Regions from separate parts of the Homo sapiens genome. Here region 2 is linked to region 1. The links are chromatin contacts, found by Hi-C in ENCODE. All regions are on one chromosome and are shown on one strand. The core of a region is the stretch at or near the end of the contact, and the rest is flanking DNA. Distances in the headings are between cores, read along the strand shown. Region 1 holds the start of CLPB (ClpB family mitochondrial disaggregase). Region 2 holds the start of PLEKHB1 (pleckstrin homology domain containing B1).

Evidence for each region. Hi-C counts contacts between places; a loop is a spot of excess contacts on that map. Pooled maps may share reads with other maps.
Region 2: a loop to region 1 is called in a pooled map, with 26 times the contacts of the local background. The contact joins the promoter of PLEKHB1 here to the promoter of CLPB in region 1. A Hi-C loop is called at or near these places in 6 of 50 pooled maps.

Annotation. Positions count from the first base shown.
Region 1 is chr11:72,431,774-72,438,121 of GRCh38, reverse strand. It overlaps CLPB (ClpB family mitochondrial disaggregase), which reads left to right and starts at 3,591. Exons shown (of 16, transcript NM_001258392.3): 1 at 3,591-4,050. The coding sequence starts at 3,648. RefSeq lists a silencer at 1,179-1,228 and enhancers at 2,640-3,446, 3,510-3,969.
Region 2 is chr11:73,641,048-73,647,830 of GRCh38, reverse strand. It overlaps PLEKHB1 (pleckstrin homology domain containing B1), which reads right to left and starts at 1,250. Exons shown (of 8, transcript NM_021200.3): 1 at 1,205-1,250. The coding sequence starts at 1,222. RefSeq lists enhancers at 1-131, 767-1,685 and a silencer at 172-391.

The DNA.
Region 1 (6,348 bases), core at 2,342-4,841:
TTGGAGACAGGGTCTCACTCTGTTGCCTAGACTGAAGTGCAGTAGTGTGGGGATCCTCCTGCCACAGCCTCCTGAGTAGCTAGAACTACAGGTGTACACCCCCATGCCTGGCTAATTTTTTATTTTTTGCAGAGACTGTGATCTCACCATGTTGCCCAGGCTGGTCTCAAACTCCTGCCCCAAGTGTTGGGATTACAGGCACGTGAGCAAGCACACACGACCCTAATGGGTGTTTCCATACTTCCTCACTACATCCCCCACTCAGAGATTGATAATTTAAGCTTTTCAGTATCCCTACCAAATACTGATAGTAATTAAACCCTTCCTTGAACCCCTCGCAGATGGTATCTGTGAAAATAAAATAAGAAAATCAATGGGGAAGTGCTTTGAAAATTATGCATTGCTAAGTAAACTGAAGGGCCCTGGGATGTGTCTGCAGTGAGAGGGTTTGAACTCTGCATCTGGTAATGGGAGCTTTCGGAGACTGCTCTTCCTGCTGTGACCACCCTAAGTTGGGAGACAGAAATGTTTCAAGAATACAGGGAAGGTGAAGTTGCTATAGTGAATGGGGTGGTTAACAAAATAATATGTGCTGAAAATCTCTCAAAACAGAAAGGTCAAAATGCTTTCATTATTGAGTGCTTTAAAAATGATTTAAAAATAGTTATTCAAGGCTGGGCACGGTGGCTCACGCCTGTAATCCCAGCACTCTGGGAGGCCAAGGCAGGTGGATCATCTGAGGTTGGGAGTTTGAGACCAGCCTGACCAACATGTAAAACCCCGTCTCTACTAAAAATACAAAAAAAATTAGCCAGGTGTGGTGACACATGCCTGTAATCCTAGCTACTCGGGAGGCTGAGGCAAGAAAAGCGCTTGAACCTGGGAGGCGGAGGTTGCGGTGAGTCAAGATCGCGCCATTGCACTCCAGCCTGGGCAACAAGAGCAAAACTCCATCTCAAAAAAAAAAAAAAGTTATTAAAGCCAGGCGCAGTGGCTCACGCCTGTAATCCCAGCACTTTAGGAGGCTGAGGCAGGAGGACTGCTTGAGCCCAGGAGTTCAGACCAGCTTGGGCATCATAGCGAGACCTAGTCTCTACCCAAATAATAATAATAATAATAATAACAAAAAATTAGCTAGGTGTAGTGGTGCCAGCTGTGGTCCCAGCTACTCAGGAGGCTGAGGTGGTGGGATGATCCCTTGAGCCCAGGAGGTTTCAGGTTGCAGTAACAACTGTACTCCAGCCTGTGTAACAGAGCGTGACCCTGTCTCAAAAAAAACCAAAAAAGTCGCTCATTCATTCCTGTCTTACTAACGGATGTGGAAATGAGAAGTTCCATCTTTGCCTGGAGGAAGTGTAGAATACACAGAGCAGAGAATATACAATGATAGCTACCATTTCTTGAAGACCTACTGTGAGCCAGGGACAGTGTTAGGGGCTTTCTACATATTATCTTATTTAATACAAGCAATCATCTTGAAGGCAGGAATTGATATCTTCAACAATGAGTAATTAACTACCAGAGAGGTAAAGGGAGTTTGTCCAAGGTCACCCATATAAATGCAAGAGTCAAAATTAAAATCCACGTCTGCCTGAATGCCAAAGCTCAAGTACTCTCCAACACTAATAAGGTGAGAGTAATCCATTCACTGAAAAAAATATTTGAGTGCCTCAGGCCGGGCGCGGTGGCTCACACCTGTAATCCCAGCACTTTAGGAGGCCGAGGCAGGTGGATCACGAGGTCAGGAGATCGAGACCATCCTGACTAATACAGTGAAACCCCGTCTCTACTAAAAATACAAAAAAATTAGCCGAGCATGGTGGCGGGAGCCTGTAGTCCCAGCTACTCGGGAGGCTGAGGCAGAAGAATGGCGTGAACACAGGAGGCTGAGCTTGCAGTGAGCTGAGATCGTGCCACTGCACTGCAGCCTGGGCGACAGAGCAAGACTCTGCTTCAATAAATAAATAAATACATAAAAATAAAAAAACTGAGTGCCTCTTTTGTTCCAGACATTGTTCTGAGTGCTAGTGATATAAAAGTGAAAAAACAAAGTCCTTGTCTCATGGGGCTCATGCTGTAGTGGAGAAAGACAATAAAAATGTAGTATGTCAGATGGTGATAAATGCTGTGAAGGAAAATTAGGATGGGGTGCGTAGGATTACTATTTTAACCAGAATGGTCAGGGAAGACTCTGATCATGTGAAGTCTGAGCAGACGTACAAGACTTGGAAGAAACAGAACTGGCACAAAGAAGAACTTCCTCCTTTGCCTACCTATGGGTTCAGTTTGGAAAAGAGGGGGCGGGATGGGAGTGCAGGTGTTAATGGAAACTATATGCTCAAAATCAGAAGACCTGAGCATTACTTTACTCCAGGTGATTTACTGGCAAATCTTTTCACCTTTGAGCCTCAATTCCCTTCACTGTAGACGGGAATAACAGTTCTTGCCCAGCTTCTCACACACAGCTGCCATGAGGATCAGATGAGATGACCCACTTGAAAGCCCTTTAAAAATAACACAATCAGGGCCAGGCGCAGTGGCTCACGCCAGTAATCCCAGTACTTAGGGAGGCTGAGGCAGGTGGGTCGCTTGAGGTCAGGAGTTGGAGACCAGCCTGGCCAACATGGTGAAACCCCGTCTCTACTACTAAAAATACAAAAATTAGCCAAGCGTGGTGGTGCGTGCCTGTAATCCCAGCTACTCGGTAGGCTGAGGTGGGAGAATCGCTTGGACCAGGGAGACGGAGGTTGCAGTGAGCCGAGATGGCGCCACTGCACTCCAGTTTGGGCGGCAGAGTGAGATTCTGTCTCAAAAAAAAAAAAAAAAAAAAGACCGGAAGTCAACTCTTCAAATAAAATGTATTCCTATCTCAGGTGCAGTAGTTACCCTAAACATCTTTTTGAAAGGCCGCCCAGGCTGAAAAAAGAGATAGGCTAAACTAAATAAGCATAAGTTTCATAATATGCCTCTGCTGAAGATTCTTGGGTAATTTACACCAGTCAAAAATTGTGGGCCGGGCGCGGTGGCTCACGCTTGTAACCCCAGCATTTTGGGAGGCCGAGGCGGGCGGATCGCCTGAGGTCAGGAGTTAGAGACCAGCCTGGCCAACGTGGTGAAACCCCGTTTCCACTAAAAATACAAAAATTAGCTGGGCATGGTGGCGGGCGCCTGTAATCCCAGCTACTCGGGAGACTGAGGTAGGAGAATTGCTTGAACACAGGAGACGAAGGTTGCAGTGAGCCGAGATCGCGCCACGGCACTCCGGCCTGTGAGACAGAGCGAGACTCCGTCTCAAAAAAAAAAAAAAAAAAAAAGTGTGTCGTGTGCTTCAACTAAACTAGGAAAGAAGTCTTGGGATTCTAATCTTTAACTCTAATCGCCACGCCCCTTCACCCGAACTCTATTTCCCAATATGCCCCGGGCTTCTATAATCCCGCAGTCATTGTGACGCAATCCCACAGCCTTCTGGGAAACGTAGTTTATTTATTCTCCAGCTGGGGAAAGGCTTAGGGCTGTGGACTACCTCTCCCGTGAGGTAGTGCGCAACTCCACCCTGTTCGCGGCGTCTTCGAACGCGCCGCGGCAGCCATGTTGGACGTGGTCAGCACAGGGGCCGGCACCACGGGGTTATCGAAGCAGCTGTCAAGATGCTGGGGTCCCTGGTGTTGAGGAGAAAAGCACTGGCGCCACGGCTACTCCTCCGGCTGCTCAGGTCCCCAACGCTCCGGGGCCATGGAGGTGCTTCCGGCCGGAATGTGACTACTGGGAGTCTCGGGGAGCCGCAGTGGCTGAGGGTAGCCACCGGGGGGCGCCCTGGAACATCGCCGGCCTTGTTCTCCGGACGTGGGGCAGCCACCGGGGGGCGCCAGGGAGGACGCTTCGATACCAAATGCCTCGCGGCTGCCACTTGGGGACGCCTTCCTGGTCCCGAAGAAACACTCCCAGGACAGGACAGCTGGAACGGGGTCCCCAGCAGGGCCGGACTGGGCATGTGCGCCCTGGCCGCAGCGCTGGTGGTTCATTGCTACAGCAAGAGTCCGTCCAACAAGGGTGATTATGAGATCTGGGTTTGAGGAAGGGAGAGGCGGGAAGATTGTCCTAACTTCGTATCTTAGGAGGGTGGGAGGTACTTATAGGTTTAGATCCTTAGAGCCTAAGTCTTGGAGGGACTCAGACATCATCTGGTTACAGGGGCAGGGTGTTGCCCTAGAGACCTCATCACCTCGGAGTTGTATAATCTCGTACCATAGATCCGCTTCCCCTCTCTGGGCATCATTTTATCCATCTGTACAATGGGGATATTGGACTAAACATCTAATATTATAGCATGGTCCCCTTATGTTTCTCATATTCTGCCTGGTCCAATTCCTCTTTCCTGAGATCTCCAGGAAACGGAAATTATGGGGTGTTTTAAGGGCAACCGCCAGATGGTTTAGAGAAGTTGCCAAACCGCTCCCCCCTACCCCCCGCCACCAAAGGTGCCAGAGTCAGGAACAACCTGACTCGGTTCTAATGCCAGCTTGACCTCAATTTATTTATTTATTTATTTATTTATTTATTTATTTATTTATTTATTTATTTCTGAGATGGAGTCTTGCTCTGTCGCCAAGCTGGAGTGCAGTGGCGCAATCTCGGCCCACTGCAACCTCCGCCTCCCGGGTTCAAGCTATTCTCCTGCCTTAGCCTCCCAAGTAGCTGGGACTACAGGTGCGGGCCACCACACCCAGCTAATTTTTGTATTTTTAGTTGTTGGTCAGGATGGTCTCGATCTCTTGACCTCCTGATCCACCCGCCTTGGCCTCCCAAAGTACTGGGATTACAGGCGTGAGCCACCGCGTCTGACCAATTTCTTTATTTATATAGTGAAGGATAGTTTCCCAACATTTTTACAGTACTGTTATTTTGACTCTTTTTGGAGTTCAGCGGCCTGAGTCTGTCAGTCTCAGGATTTTGCTGTGTCTGGTCTCACATGCTGTGAGGTGATCTTGCCATGTGGGATAGTTGGCAGGAGAAGGAAGGTGGATTCCTGGAGGCCCAAGGGCAACTGCTGGGGGACTGGCTGATCCCGATTAGCATCTCATTTGGATCCGGGGAGCTAAGCAGCAGCTGAGAGAGTGGACAGAGAGCCAGACTGATGACCTATGTGAGTCCAGCCATTCAGGTTCTTAGTTGTTCCTCAAGAAGAAAGACTGAGGCATGGTGTCCATAGATTCCATGCACCCCAAGCTCTGAGAATTTGGAGCAAGAGTTGGGGAGTAGGGAGTGCCTTGACTTTGATTCGTTTGATGTGGCCAATTGTAAAGGAAGGACTTTGGTCTGGGAGAGACAACACTGGGGATCTTGTTTTGGTTCTGTGTCTAACTCTCATTGTGAATTTGGACTTTTGCTTCTCCTCACGGGTCCTCTGTTTCCTCATCTACAAAATGAGGGTTTTGAAATAGACACTAAGGGCATCGAGCTTAGGCATGTTGTAATCCTATAACTTCCAGCATTTTTGGGGGTACCCACTGTGTGTCTAGTTTTAGGCTAGGTGTGTGGGAAGTCCTAACTTAACACAAAATCAGTCAAGGGGACAGTGCAGGCAGTTGGAATGTAGGGCTGGTGAGTGGTGCTATGTGTCGTTGGGGGATCAGAGGGCCAGTAGGGTCAGGAAAGCCTTTCTGGAGTATTGGAGACCCCAGAGGATGGGAAATTTGAACTTGAGTTCTGAAGGATGAAGTAGAAACGGAAAGGGGAGTGATCTTTTGAGCCCCATGAGAGCAGGAAATGTATCTTCTCTTTTGTTTTTTCAGGTTATACTAGCAACTTTCCCGAATACCTAGACATCATTTGCCCACCACAGTGTCTGGAACTTAGTAGGTGCTCAGTAAATGTGTGAGAGTTGGATTATATTCCATGCAAAGGCTTCAGGGAATGGAAATAACAGTTTCGGGGCACCATGGTGTGTGCAGGGGCCAGCAGAGCAGCCAGCTTGGTTGGAGGATAAGGTCTTTGGAATTAGATGAGAGCAGATGGAGTGGGGCCTGGATGCCAGTCAGGGGTGGGGTAGGTGAGGGTGTTGGAATTTCTTCTGTAGGCAGTGGAGAGTTATGGAAGGTTCATGAGCAGGGAATGTTCTGAGTCCAGTGTATTTGGTGAGGTCTTGCCTAAGAAGTTCCTGGGGGTTCCCAACTGGACTTTATGGCCTATGAACTCCAGCAAGAATACCAGGGTCTATTTACCAAAATAGATAATGGTCAAAGCCGTGACCAGTTCCTGCTGGAACTGACTTGCCAGCTACCCTGTCCCCTGACTTAGAGTTTTGACCCTCAGTGCAGTGTGGTAGAAACTGAACCCTTTTAGAAGCCA
Region 2 (6,783 bases), core at 1-2,500, 1.2 Mb before region 1:
CCGCTCCCTCCCCTCTCCACGGTCTTGACACAGATCAGACAAGAGGGTCAGGTGCAGACTCCTTTTCCAGCCCCTCCCCTTGATGCACCCACCTTGTCTACACTTGTTGCGGATGTTGCTGCCTAAGCGGCCGCTACTCGATGCTGCTGCCACCCAACCCGCTGCGCCTGCGCTTTGTGTGCCCCGGAGAGCCTGGGGCATTTCTCTCCTCCCGCAGCGCCTGAGAGCCCAGCTGCCCCCGGGCCCCGCCCTCCGGACCTGCCCACCCCAGGGAGGGGGAGTGACGTGAAGAGATGCTGACCCGAGGCGTACTGGGACTTGTAGTCTACCCCTGTAGAGCTGGGCAGAAGCAGCCCCGCCTGCAATTTTACTTTTCTATTAAGACATTTGTTCACTCATTTATCATGAAATACTTTTTCTTAAGAATCATTGAACTCAGTTCCTAGAAAAAAAGAAAAAGTAAAGTTGCAAGGAGAAGCCAAGCTCCTAGTTTTGCATGTTTTTTTGATGCTTCCCCTTTCCATCCCCAGCTTCCAGTCTAGTGAGGGAGATTACATGGAAACACACAATTGGAGCACAAGGTGTGATTTAACAATGGAAAAGATGAGCCTGACTTTTCTCAAGGGGTTCAGGAAGGCTTCCCAGAGGAGGCTGAAAGGGGCCTTGGAGGATGAGGGGCAGTTTCCTAGGCGACCCGAAATTTCCCCTATGAATACTGTCAGGATGTTGAAGAGTGCCCAGCATTTCCGTGTGTCTAGAACATAAAGCGCAGGGGTGGGGAGGGCATCGGGAGTGTCAGGCGATAGAGCTGCAGGGTTTGGAAAGAAATAGCACAGAGGCCTTGCATGACAGGCGGAGAGCTTGGATGTTAGGACGCAGTGACTGGAGCTGGGGGTGGGAGTTTCAAGATGAGGAGTGAGGTGTGTGATTAGGGGGTCGGAAAGGCCCCTCTAGGGCACAGTGAAGAATGGACTGGCGGGAGCCCACCTGGAGAAAGGAAGACTTTCTGTATCTATCACCTCGGACTGTGATCATTTCCTTCAATAGCTCAGCCCCGCAAACCCTCACCTACCAGCAGCCACAGGATGTCATTCAGAGACCAGAGGATGTCAGGGCCTAAAAGACTTCTGTCCCGTCCCCTATGTGGCAAGGGTGCCCACCCTGCCCTGGGCCCTTCCTCCTGTCCCAGAGAACTCTTCCTTACCGGGGCTGCAGGGCTCATGGTTCCTGGGTGGCCAGGGCAGCATTTCCCAGAAGGCTCCCGCAGCGGGGCATTTCCCTGAGCGCCTTAGAGATAAGGGGATCAGGAAGGTGCTACCAAGTGGGAGGCTGGAGGGGGAGGCAAGGAGGGAGCGCACAGATCCCAAGGAAGGTCGCCCTCTTTCTCCAGGCTCCTCCCAGCCTTTCCAACTGATGGCTCTGACCCTAGGTTCACTAGACAAGTCATCCCTGATTCAGAAGTGGTCTTGGCTCAGCATCGCCGAGGTTCCCGGAGTGGAATCGGGGCGAGGTTGCGGGGGCAGGACAGGAACCGGGCTGGTCCTCCTCCCTAGGTTGGGGGCGGGGCTACATCTTCATTCTTTGGCCTGGCAGGACAGCGCCCATCACCCCAGTCCTGGCTGCGCAGTCTGGCTCTTTAAGCCTTCCTCTCTTGCTCCTGAGTCTCTGTAATCCTGACCTCGAGCTACCCTCGCTCCTCGGCCCTTTGTGCGGTGCGTGCCCTGCTGAGGGATTCGCCATGGCCAATCCTATTAACCATTGAGTTCATCCCCTCTTAGCCGACTCAAGAACCAGCTCTCCCATACCGCGTTTTCATCTCTGTGCCTTTAACTCACTCTCTGTCTGGTTCCTGGAACGTCCCAGTCCCAGCTTCTCCTAGCTAAATTTTCCACCTCCACAGTGGAAGGAAGAAAGGAAGCAGTGGGAGGGGGAAAGAGGCAAGGAAAGAGATATGGAAGGAAGGAAAGACAGAAGGAGAAAAGAAGGGAGGGGAAAGACGGGAAGGCAGGTAGGTAGGGCTGCAGCTGGCCTCGGAGGATCTGCGCCTGGGTCCTGCCCCGACCCAGCCTCTCTCCAGCTCTCCCTGCTCCCCTCCCCGATGGGCAGTGGGGCATCCTTCATGTTGAGGGGCGGGGACGGTGCAATCATCTCCTAGATTTCATTCTCTGGATTTAGCAACCAGATGAAAAAGGAAGGTTCTCCAGCAGCAGTGGAGACTTCAGGGGAAGACTCTCCCCTACCTCCCAAAGAGCGGGCACTATGACGAAAAAAAGAGGAAAGGACGTGGCAAACTAAAACCACAGACACTACTACCGAATCTAAACGTAGCCGGACTTGGCCCATGTCTCTAAAAGCTGGTCAGTGACCCTCTTTGAGAAGCCAATAAGGAAGTGTAGACTGTCCTCAGGAAAAAATCTGCGTATAATTCCTGGGAGTTCATAGACCTCTGAAGCCATGATAGTCATGGTTGGATTGTTTTTAATTTCCAGAGCTGTGTAGATGGGAGGAGAGTGTAGATTGACGAGTGAGAGGTATGACAGTATGTCAGGAATTCCAGCCGCAGCAGTCCTGGCTGTGAGAGACTTTGTTTGTTCAATCAACTAAAACTTATTGAGACTAATAAGCCAACAAGTAACTTTTACATTTCTTTGTGGCTATGGTGCACAGAACCATTGGCAGAGAGGAAAAGATTTTGCCATTTCAAGTGTCCCTGGTGAATGAACAGCCCACAGATAATACATTGTTTAGGAAATAGTGGACTGGCTCATCAAATTCAAATTTACTACTTACATTTTCTAGAGAGTATAATATAATGAGAATAATTTATATTATCTTTATTTTAAAAAACTTGAAGTTTATATCAAGATGCAATTTGAGCAAAAGTAAAAGTGCTTATGAAAACATTTTAAATGGCCGGGCGCTGTGGCTCATGCCTGTAATCCCAGCACTTTGGGAGGCCAAGGCGGGCAGATCACCTGAGATCGGGAGTTCGAGACCAGCCTGACCAATATGGAGAAACCCCATCTCTACTAAAAATACAAAATTAGCTGGGTGTGGTGGCACATGCCTGTAATCCCAGCTACTAGGGAGGCTGAGGCGGGAGAATTGCTTGAACCGGGAGGCAGAGATTGTGGTGAGCCGAGATTTCACCACTGCACTCCAACCTGGACAACAAGAGCTAAACTCCGTCTCAAAAAAAAAAAAAAAAAAAAAGAAAAGAAAACACTTTAAAGTGATAATTTTACGCTTTTTTTTGTCTTTTTTTTTTTTTCCTTTTTCTGGAGAACGGGGTCTCGCCATATTGCCCAGGCAGGTCTCGAACTCCTGGGCTCAAGCTATCCTCCCGCCTCTTGCCTCCCTGAGAGCGGGATTACAGGCGTGAGCCACTGCGCCCGGCCAAAGTGATAATTTTAGTGAGATGTAATTCACCTACCATAAAATTCACCCTTTTAAAGTAAAAAATTCAGTGGGTATTTTTTTTTTTTTTTTTGATGGAGTCTTGCCCTGTCACCAGGCTGGAGTGCAGTGGTGTGATCTCGGCTCACTGCAACCTCCGCCTCACAGGTTCAAGTGATTCTCCTGCCTCAGCCTCCCGAGTAGCTAGGACTACAAGCGTGCACCACCATGCCCAGCTAATTTTTGTATTTTTAGAGATGGAGTTTCACCATGTTGGCCAGGATGGTCTCGATCTCTTGAGCTCGTGATCTGCCCGCCTCGGCCTCCCAAAGTGCTGGGATTACAGGTGTGAGCCACCGCACCTGGCCTTCAGAACATTTTTATCACCCTAAAAAGAAACCCTAGGCCAGACATGGTAGTTCACGCCTGTAATTCCAGCACTTTGGGAGGCCAAGGGTGGCGGATCACCTGAGGTCAGGAGTTCGAGACCAGCCTGTCCAACATGGTGAGACCCTGTCTCTACTAAAAATGCAAAAATTAGCTGGGCGTGGTGGCGCGCACCTGTAATCCCAGCTACTCAGGAGGCTGAGGCAGGAGAATCACTTGAACCCGAGAAGCAGAGGTTACAGTGAGCCGAGATCACACCATTGCACTCCAGCCTGGCTACAGAGCGAGTCTCCATCTCAAAAAAAAAAAAAAAAAGAAAAGAAAAGAAACCCTATAGTCTTTAGCAGTTACTCCCAATCTGTCTTCCCCCCAAGTCCCTGGCAAAATTAATCTGCTTTCTTTCTGTACAGATTTGCCTATTCTGGCCATTTCATATAAATGGAATCATGGGCCAGGCGCAGTTGGCTCACACCTATAATCCCAGTGATTTGGGAGGTGAAGGCAGGAGGATCTCTTGAGGCCAGGAGTTTGAGGTTATAGTGAGCTGTTACTGCACTGCTGTACTCCAGACTCAGTGACAGAGTGAGACCTTGTTTCTAAATAAATAAATAGTTTTAAAAAATAAATGGAATCATGCAATGTGTGACCCTTTGTGACTGGCTTCTTTCACTTAGCATAATGTTTTCAAAGTTTATCCAGGTTGTAGCATGTTATCAGTATTTCATTCCTTGTTTTTTGTTTTTGTTTTTGTTTTTGTTTTCAGACAAGGTCTTACTCTGTCACCCAGGCTGGAGTGCAATGGTGCGATCTCACTGTAGCCTCAACCTCTCTGGCTCAAGCAATCCTCCCACCTCAGCCTCCCAAGTAGCTGGGACTACAGGCACATGCTATCACACCTGGCTAATTTTTGTATTTTTGGCAGAGACCGAGTCTCGCTATGTTGCCCAGGCTTGTCTCCATCTCCTAGGCTCAAGCAGCCCTCCTTCCTCAGCTTCCCAAACTGCTAGGATTACAGGCCTGAGCCACTGCGCCTGGCCCATTCCTTCTTACTGATGAATAATATTCTATTTTATGGATATATCGTGTTTTATTTATCTATTCATTGGTTGATAGATATTTGGGTGATTTCTACTCTTTAGCTATTATAATACTGCTGTGAACATTTGTGTACACATTTTTGTGTGGACATATATATGCTTTATTTTCTCTTGGGTGTGAAATTTCTGGGTCATGTGGTAACTCTACGTTTAACATTCTGAGGAACTGTCAAATTATTTTCAAAGTGATTGCACCATTTTACACGCCCATCAACAACCTCTAAGAGTTCCGATATTTCTATGTCCTAGCCAACACTTGTTATTGTCTGTCTTAAGTATTCACTCCTTGTGTTTTTTATTTGCATTACCCTAATGACGAATGATGTTGGTTATCTTGTTTTTTTTTTTTTTGAGACGGAGTCTCGCTCTGTTCAGCCCAGGCTGAAGTGCAGTGGTGCGATCTCAGCTCACTGCAAGCTCCGCCTCCTGGGTTCACGCCATTCTCCTGCCTCAGCCTCCTGAGTAGTTGGGACTACAGGCGCCCGCCATCGCGCCCGGCTAATTTTTTGTATTTTTTAATAGAGATGGGGTTTCACCATGTTAGCCAGGATGGTCTCGAACTCCTAACCTTGTGATCCGCCCACCTCGGCCTCCCAAAGTGCTGGGATTACAGGCGTGAGCCACCGCGCCTGGCAATGTTGGTTATCTTTTCATGTGCTTATTAGACATTTGTATACCTTCTTTGGGGAAATGTTTATTCTAATCTTTTGTCCATTTTTTAATTGGGTTATTTGGCTTTTGTTGTTGAGATGTAAAAAGTTTTTAAAACTAATAAAATATTTTTCTAATTTTTTTTAAGGCTAGGGCGTGGTGGTATGCACCTGTGGTCCCAGCTACGAAGGAGGCTGAGGTGGTAGGATCGCTTGAGCTCAGGAGATGGAATGCACCACTGCACTCCAGCCAGGAAGTGTAATGGTTAGTTTTATGTGTCAACCTGGCTAGGCTATAGTCCCCAGTTACTCAATCTAACACACTAATCTAGGTGTTGCTGTAAAAATATTGTGTAGATTTGGTTGACCTATACAATCATTTGAAGTTAAGTAAAGGAAATTATCTTTGATAATTGGTGGGCCTCACCAATCAGTTGAAGGGTCTAACAAGCAAAACAGGTTTCCCTGAGAAGGAAGAAATTCTGCCTGTGGATTGAACTGTAGCCTCAGCCCCAGCCTGAGAGTTTCCAGCTTGCTCTGCAGATTTTAGACTTGCCAGCCCCCTCAATCATATAAGCCAATCCCTTAAAATAAATCTCTTTGTATATGTATATATCTCCTACTATTTCTGTTGCTCCGGAGAGCCCTGACTAATGCAGGGAAGAAGAGGATGTCTTCCTTCCATTAACTCCCAATTTGAATCAATTGGAAACACCAGGTTTGGGAATGAAGGAGGAAGGCCTGGCAGACAAGGAGATCTGAGGGGAGGGTGTTGAGAGCCTCCCGTCTAGAGGAAACGGTACCCCATGTCTAGAGATGGGAGGTGGTGAAAATGTTACCTGAACAATACTCCATCTGGATCATCAGATGAATAAGGACTTCTAGAAGCTCAAGTTTAATCACTGTTTTCTTTATTCTTTGGTTTTTGTTTTTTTGAGACAGTGTCTTGCTTTGTTTCCCAGGCTGGAATGCAACGGCGCGATCTCGGCTCACTGCAACCTCTGCCTCCTGGGTTCAAGTGAGTCTCGTGCCTCAGCCTCCTCAGTAGCTGAGACTGCAGGTGCGCACCACCACACCTGGCTAATTTTTGTATTTTCAATAGAGACAGGGTTTTGCCATTTTGGCCAGGCTGGTCTTGAACTCCTGACCTCAGGTGATCCACCCACCTCGGCCTCCCAAAGTGCTGGGATTACAGGTGTGAGCCACCATGCCCAGCCTCTTTATTCTTTATCTCATCTTTGTGATCTCTAGTT